2 separate regions of the Homo sapiens genome follow, and region 2 is linked to region 1. Evidence: chromatin loops called from intact Hi-C (ENCODE). Cell type or tissue: heart left ventricle. All regions are shown on one strand. Links, peaks and the distances in the headings refer to the core of each region. The heading gives the core; the rest is flanking DNA. Region 1 overlaps DNAJC15 (DnaJ heat shock protein family (Hsp40) member C15). Region 2 overlaps CCDC122 (coiled-coil domain containing 122).

Region 1 (2,924 bases), core at 121-2,620:
TGAGTATATGGATGGGTTTTAGGAAGTGCATGAACTTTCTGAAACTCCAAATGTTTATAAATTTTGGGTGAATGAGCAGTTATATGGAAAAAAAGTCCACAGTTGTCAATATATTCTCAGAGGGAACAATAATCCAAAAACATTAAAAGCATCTTTCTTAAGTTAAAAATCTGATCTGAACAGAAACATAGGGTACAGCCTCTACATTAATTGAATAGGCATAAAAGGTTATTAAATCATGCAAACAAAAAGGACTTTAGAAATAAATCCTGTCATTTTGCAAATAATAAAACTCATATTTGGAGTTAAGGGAGTTTTCAAGGCCACAATGCTGACTGGAAGGTAGAAGCCAAAGAAAAATGCTGATCCCTTGCTCCGAAGTCCATTCTTTCACACCCAGCTACCCCACACAGGGTGAGACTAAAGGATGTTAGTAAGCCCACTATAGTCAACAATCCCACCTCAAATAAATATACCATCTCAAAATAAATCGTAATTCTTTAAACACTACTTGCTCATAAGATAGCCCACAATGCAAAGTAAATTAGCTGAGTGAATCTTTCAGTAACTGTTGAAACTGTTTAGAAATCTTTAGCAAAACCTCTTTTGAAAGTTTATTCTCATGTTTATTCACACTAAAGAATAATAAGTGCAAAAACCAACAGAGATGATGCTTAGCGAAAAAAACTTTTATAGTAAGTAATTAAGTGAGAAAGCTGAAAAAGAATGCCTTATTTTGGTACTGGTTAGGATGGAGAGGAATCCAAAATTTGTTTTTAATTTTTTTGAAATAATTAGGAAACTGAAAGTCTGTAAATAAGAATCCAAGAAACCCTTCACTTTCCTCCCCCACCCCCCTTTGACTTCTGAAATACAGTGTAACTTTCTACCATCTGTTATTTTAAAGCAGAAACAGCAATGAACATATGGGCTTTCCCTCTCAAGCAGCTGTAGTGTAGTTAAAGTTATAATAATTGTCTTTCTGTAAGATAAATTTACATTAAAAACCTGGCCAGTTAAAAACAAATGGCTCAGCCTCAGAGCCTTCCAGAATAAAATTCAGAAATTCAGAATCATCTATGACATATTACATTCACAGATTTGGAGGAAATCCTCTAACTCTTGTGCTTTTACATTGAAGGTTACATAAATACAATTCGTGATGCCCAAATCAGTTTATACAACCAAAGAGTCCATAACTCGTGTTTTCGATTTTTCTTGATAAAAATGGTAGGCGCATCAGATGGTTCAGGAAGTCATATATAAAAACCAGCAACTAAGTTCTTGAAAGCAGATAATATAAATCCACTACTTGTGTGAATCACTGAACTCCAACCTAAATGCTCATTTATGAGAAAAAAATCACAATACATGTGGCGCACAAACTTCCATCTCAACTATATATCATATATGACTTTAATCTGAAAGGAATTCACAGCATATTTTGATATACATATTATGAAAAATAGGAATTCTACCTACCTTTATCTGGGTGATTCAAAATCATGACTCTCCTATGAGCTGTTCTAATCTTAGCCTTGCCAGCAGATGGGCTGTAAAAAGAAATTACAGTGCTTATAATAAATAGCATCAAATGCAGATTATAAATTAAGGGTTTATATGGGTTTCAAAAAATTATACCTAATGAGAATTTCACCATCTTGTGGACAAATATGAAACTACAGCTTTCCACTTAATTCCACTAACCATCAAAATAAATCATTGATTCAATGTTACATGTGTTTTTCTTCAGTCCTTTGTAATGCCAATCCTTATTCTCAATCAATTTAAAAAACAAAACAACATATAGGTTAGGGGAGTCAGCTTCTGCAGACAATACTGTAAGTTTGAAAACTTATGCTTCTAAGTTATTTGGGGGGAAGGCGGTATATACGGTGTAGCAGACAAGTATTTGGATTCCAGAGGCATACTGCTGGACTTTCCCCCCCCACCCCCCAAGAAGGAGGAGTCTTGCTCTGTTGCCCAGGTTGGAGTGCAGTGGCATGATCTCAGCTCACTGCAACCTCCACCTCCCAGGTTCAAGTGATTCTCCTGCCTCAGCCTCCCAAGCAGCTGGGATTACAGACGCGCGCCACCACACCCGGCTAATTTTTGTATTTTAGTAGAGACAGGGTTTCATCATGTTGTCCAGGCTGGTCTCGAACTCCTGACCTCGTGATCCACCCACCTTGGCCTCCCAAAATGCTAGGATTACAGGTGTAAGCCTCCACGCCTGGCACACTGCTGGATTTTAATGCCAGTATTGCCACTTAAGATTGTGTAAGCTTGATCAAATTTTTATCCTCTTGGTGCTTCAGTTTCCTCACTGTAAAACAGGGCTAGAGCAACTGTAAGGATTAAATGAGTTAATGCCTACGAAATGTTAGAACAGTACCTGGAATGTAGCAAGTGCTTCATTATAGTTATCTTTTACCTTTACAGAGGATCTCAAAACTCTTTATGTCTCATAGTTATTTAGCTTTGTGAAAAAAACCCATGGGAAAAGCTTGGCTGTTAAAGCCTATGCTGTAAACAAAAATTAAAGTAGATAATTAAATAATCCTAAAATTATTTGGGTAAAACCCAATGTATCCAGTATTGGAAATGTTGCTTATTAGTACATTTTCTAGGCAAGGGAAAAAAATTAACACTAACAACAACAAAATCCTACTACTGCTACTTAATAGCTATACTATCTTGTTTAAGCTACTTAACTTTTCTGAGTCTCAAATGGGGATAATAATAGTTGACTTAAAGCACAGTGTAATTATTGTAAAGCTCAAAATAATTTAATTTGCATGGATGAACCACAACATAATAGCTAAAAGCATGTGCTTTTACAGTTAGTCAGAAACAGGTTCAAATTCTTGATTCCACTACTTATTAGCTGTGAAAGTATGTCTTGCTTAAACTCAGTTGCAATT
Region 2 (2,924 bases), core at 104-2,603, 790 kb before region 1:
AATCTCCTGCATTTTAGCAAAGTTGAAGGCAGGCAGAGGAGTGGGCATGCCCTGATTAGAGGCTCTCAGCATGAGGAAGCTGCAGGCAGGCTAACTAGAAGTGGAGCATTCTATGGCTTCTTTTTGTTAGTCTCAACTTGGAAATGGGGACAAAAGTTAGGGAAGATGCCAGTTATTAATCCAGTACTGGTCATTTGGGACAATTGTTATAGTTTGTCTCCTAGGATTGTTATTAGAGATAATGATTTAACTTTCTACAAGTCTAATTTATAGACTTCCTGGACTGGTTACTGTAGATAATGGGTTAGTCTCCTGGGTTGCTTGCTGCAGGTTGTGGGTCAGAGTTCTGTTTTTACATATGGTCTGGCCATTGTCCATTTGCATATTCAGTCACCTACCCTAAATCCAGGATGATCTCATCTCAAGATCTTTAACCCAGTTAAATCTGCAAAACTCCTTTTTCAAAATAAGGTCACATTTACATGTTCTGGGAGTTAGGACGTGGATATATCTTTGGATGTGCGGGAGGGCACTATTTAACCCACTATAAAGTTCCTCTTGGTTTGGAAATCATGTTTACTTGTTTAGAGGGGGAGGAAATAAAAGACCTTGCCCCTTGCCTCTCTGAATGAGACAAGCAGGTAGGTTATAACTGGATTTCACCAAAGGTCTATATAACTTCTGTCCCAGAGGTAGAAATCTTTTCGAAACAGTTGCCTGGACATCCTTTAAAGCTTGGATTTGAGCTGCAGACCAACCCCTTAATGTCTACACTCCAAAACAAGAGATGTTTTGGTAGTCCAGTACTGTCTATACATTCAGCAAAGCCCCTCCTTTGGTAGAAACCTAGAAGCAGTGTGGATAATGTATGAATGTTGCCTATTATTATCTTGGATAAGGAGGTAAGGAACAGTACAAACCCTCTGTTTTCTTTCTTTTTCAGTGCCCTGAAACTCTAATCTCATTGCCTGGCCAGAAAAGGAAGTAATCCCTAGTGTCAGCAGATTCAGCGGTACTGGTGTATAATAGGTATACAGTTTATTTTTAATTATTCAATTAATTCTTTTTGGATGTCTCTGATGATGTTCTAACTTCTCTTAAAAACATGTTTGAAAAGAGTTGTCTCTAAAGCCTGTTTCCTTAATTTATGCAATTCTAATGAATTATCGGTAGATGGCAGTAGTTTGTTTTCATTTTTCTTTTCATTGCACAACAGAAGTCTGGGGAAAAAAAACTAAAACTTTTCCAATTTTACAGCATGAATTTTATGAATATTTGGTTTAAATAAATATTATCCAAGAGTTCTTCAATTTATGTTGCTATAGAAATAGAGATCAAGAAGTACTAGTTACTTTATTTTTATTGTATAAATCCAATTTTCTTTATTCTTTAGGTTACTTTATCAAATACTTTAAGGAATACAAAAATAAATAAAACACTGTATTTGTCTTCCCGGTGCTTACACTCTAATGGGGAAAGATACTATAAAATAATGAAAATAATAAAAATAAAAATATGTTGATTATTCATTGTGTGACAGGAATTTGCTAAATGCTTTACATGCATTATTTCATTTAGTCTTCACAATAACCCTAATGAAGCAGGCACTAATATTGTTCCCATTTTATAAGTAAGGAATCTGTGGCCCAGGTTGGAAATAATTTTCCTAATAAGCTAATAAGTAGTGCAATCTAGATTTAAAACTAGCTCTGTCTTACTCTAGACCTATACCTTTATCTAAAATGGTATAATAGAAATACTGAAACAATTCTTCTAAAAAGAGAAAGACCATATCTTCCCAGAAAGATCGAGAAAGACCTCCTAAAGAAAATGCCATCTAAATGGAATTGAAAGATTGGCTGTGATGTTGACGTGATCAGAATAGTGCTTTTGGAGCATTATTCTGTTAGAAAAGGGCAAACTGGAGTGGAGATAGACTATAATTAGACACCTGTTATATGCCAGGCACTTCTAGACATCTGCCATCATGGAGCTTACATTAGTAGAAGGATATGGAAAAGACGTGTATGAGATGTCGGTGGTAATAGATGCTGTCAAGAAAAATGAGGCAGGGCAAGGGTGAAAGAGAGTTATCAGGGAAGGCTTCTCTACTAAGATAGTATTTGGAATTGGTAAGGAGTGATTGGATTCCAGTATAATTTAAAGGTAGAGCCAATGGGCTTTGCCAAAAGAACTGCATGCAGCTTGTAATGGAAAAAGAGTGAAGGTTCTGGCTCATCCTTTGGGTAGGTCAATCGGGGCAGCAGCCTTGGAGTGTTAAGGATTTCTCAAAGGGCCTATGAAACATCAACAATAAGATCTCCTTTATTATTGCCTTGGGCAAGTCTAGTTGAATTGCCTTGGGCTCTATATCCTTGTAGAGACCTCCCTGCTAATGAACTCAGGGTTTTTGGCCTGAACAACAAGAAAAATGAACTTATAATTTACTGAGATAGAGAAGACTATGAAGGTGCAGGTTTAATGGTGGTAATAGAGTGGACAGAGGAATCAAAAGTTCAGTTTGTGATATATTGAGTTGAAATGCCTATTAAAAATCCAAATGGAGTTATCAGGTAGGCAATGAGTATGAGTCTACAGCTCAAAAGGGATGTTCAGGGTAGAGATATAATTTGGGAATTGTCAGCCTATAGGTGGATTTTAAAGCCATAGAACTAGATGGCATCACATGTAGAATAAGTATGAGAAAAGAAGGAAGCCTGAGGACCGAGCACTAGGAGGTGTGACATAAGTGAAAAAGATGAGAAGGGACCAGCAAAGGAAACCAAGAAGTATGGTATTTCAAGAAGGCAGTAATTATCAAATGTGTTAAATGATGCCAATAGGTCAAGTAAAATGAAGACGGAACTTGTTCATTGAATGTGGCAATGTGGAGCTCATAGATACCGTGATAAAAGTTTTAAAAG

Evidence for each region. Peaks named below come from ENCODE experiments on the same cell type or tissue, not always from the same donor. Only the 100,000 strongest peaks of a DNase experiment are listed, where the experiment ranks them.
Region 2: a loop joins it to region 1, with 4 times the contacts of the local background. A loop is called at or near these places in 41 of 110 quality-filtered maps.

What each region holds. Positions count from the first base shown.
Region 1 is chr13:43,084,397-43,087,320 of GRCh38, reverse strand. DNAJC15 (DnaJ heat shock protein family (Hsp40) member C15) reads right to left here. Exons shown (of 6, transcript NM_013238.3): 5 at 1,483-1,553. Among named protein-coding and RNA genes, the nearest start is that of LINC00400, 27 kb to the left of the region's middle. In heart left ventricle, for the core only: a CTCF peak has its summit at 1,675 (motif pointing left); no DNase peak of the experiment used is centred there.
Region 2 is chr13:43,872,947-43,875,870 of GRCh38, reverse strand. CCDC122 (coiled-coil domain containing 122) reads left to right here. Exons shown (of 7, transcript NM_144974.5): 2 at 944-1,029. Among named protein-coding and RNA genes, the nearest start is that of CCDC122, 5.3 kb to the left of the region's middle. In heart left ventricle, for the core only: a CTCF peak has its summit at 1,170 (motif pointing right); no DNase peak of the experiment used is centred there.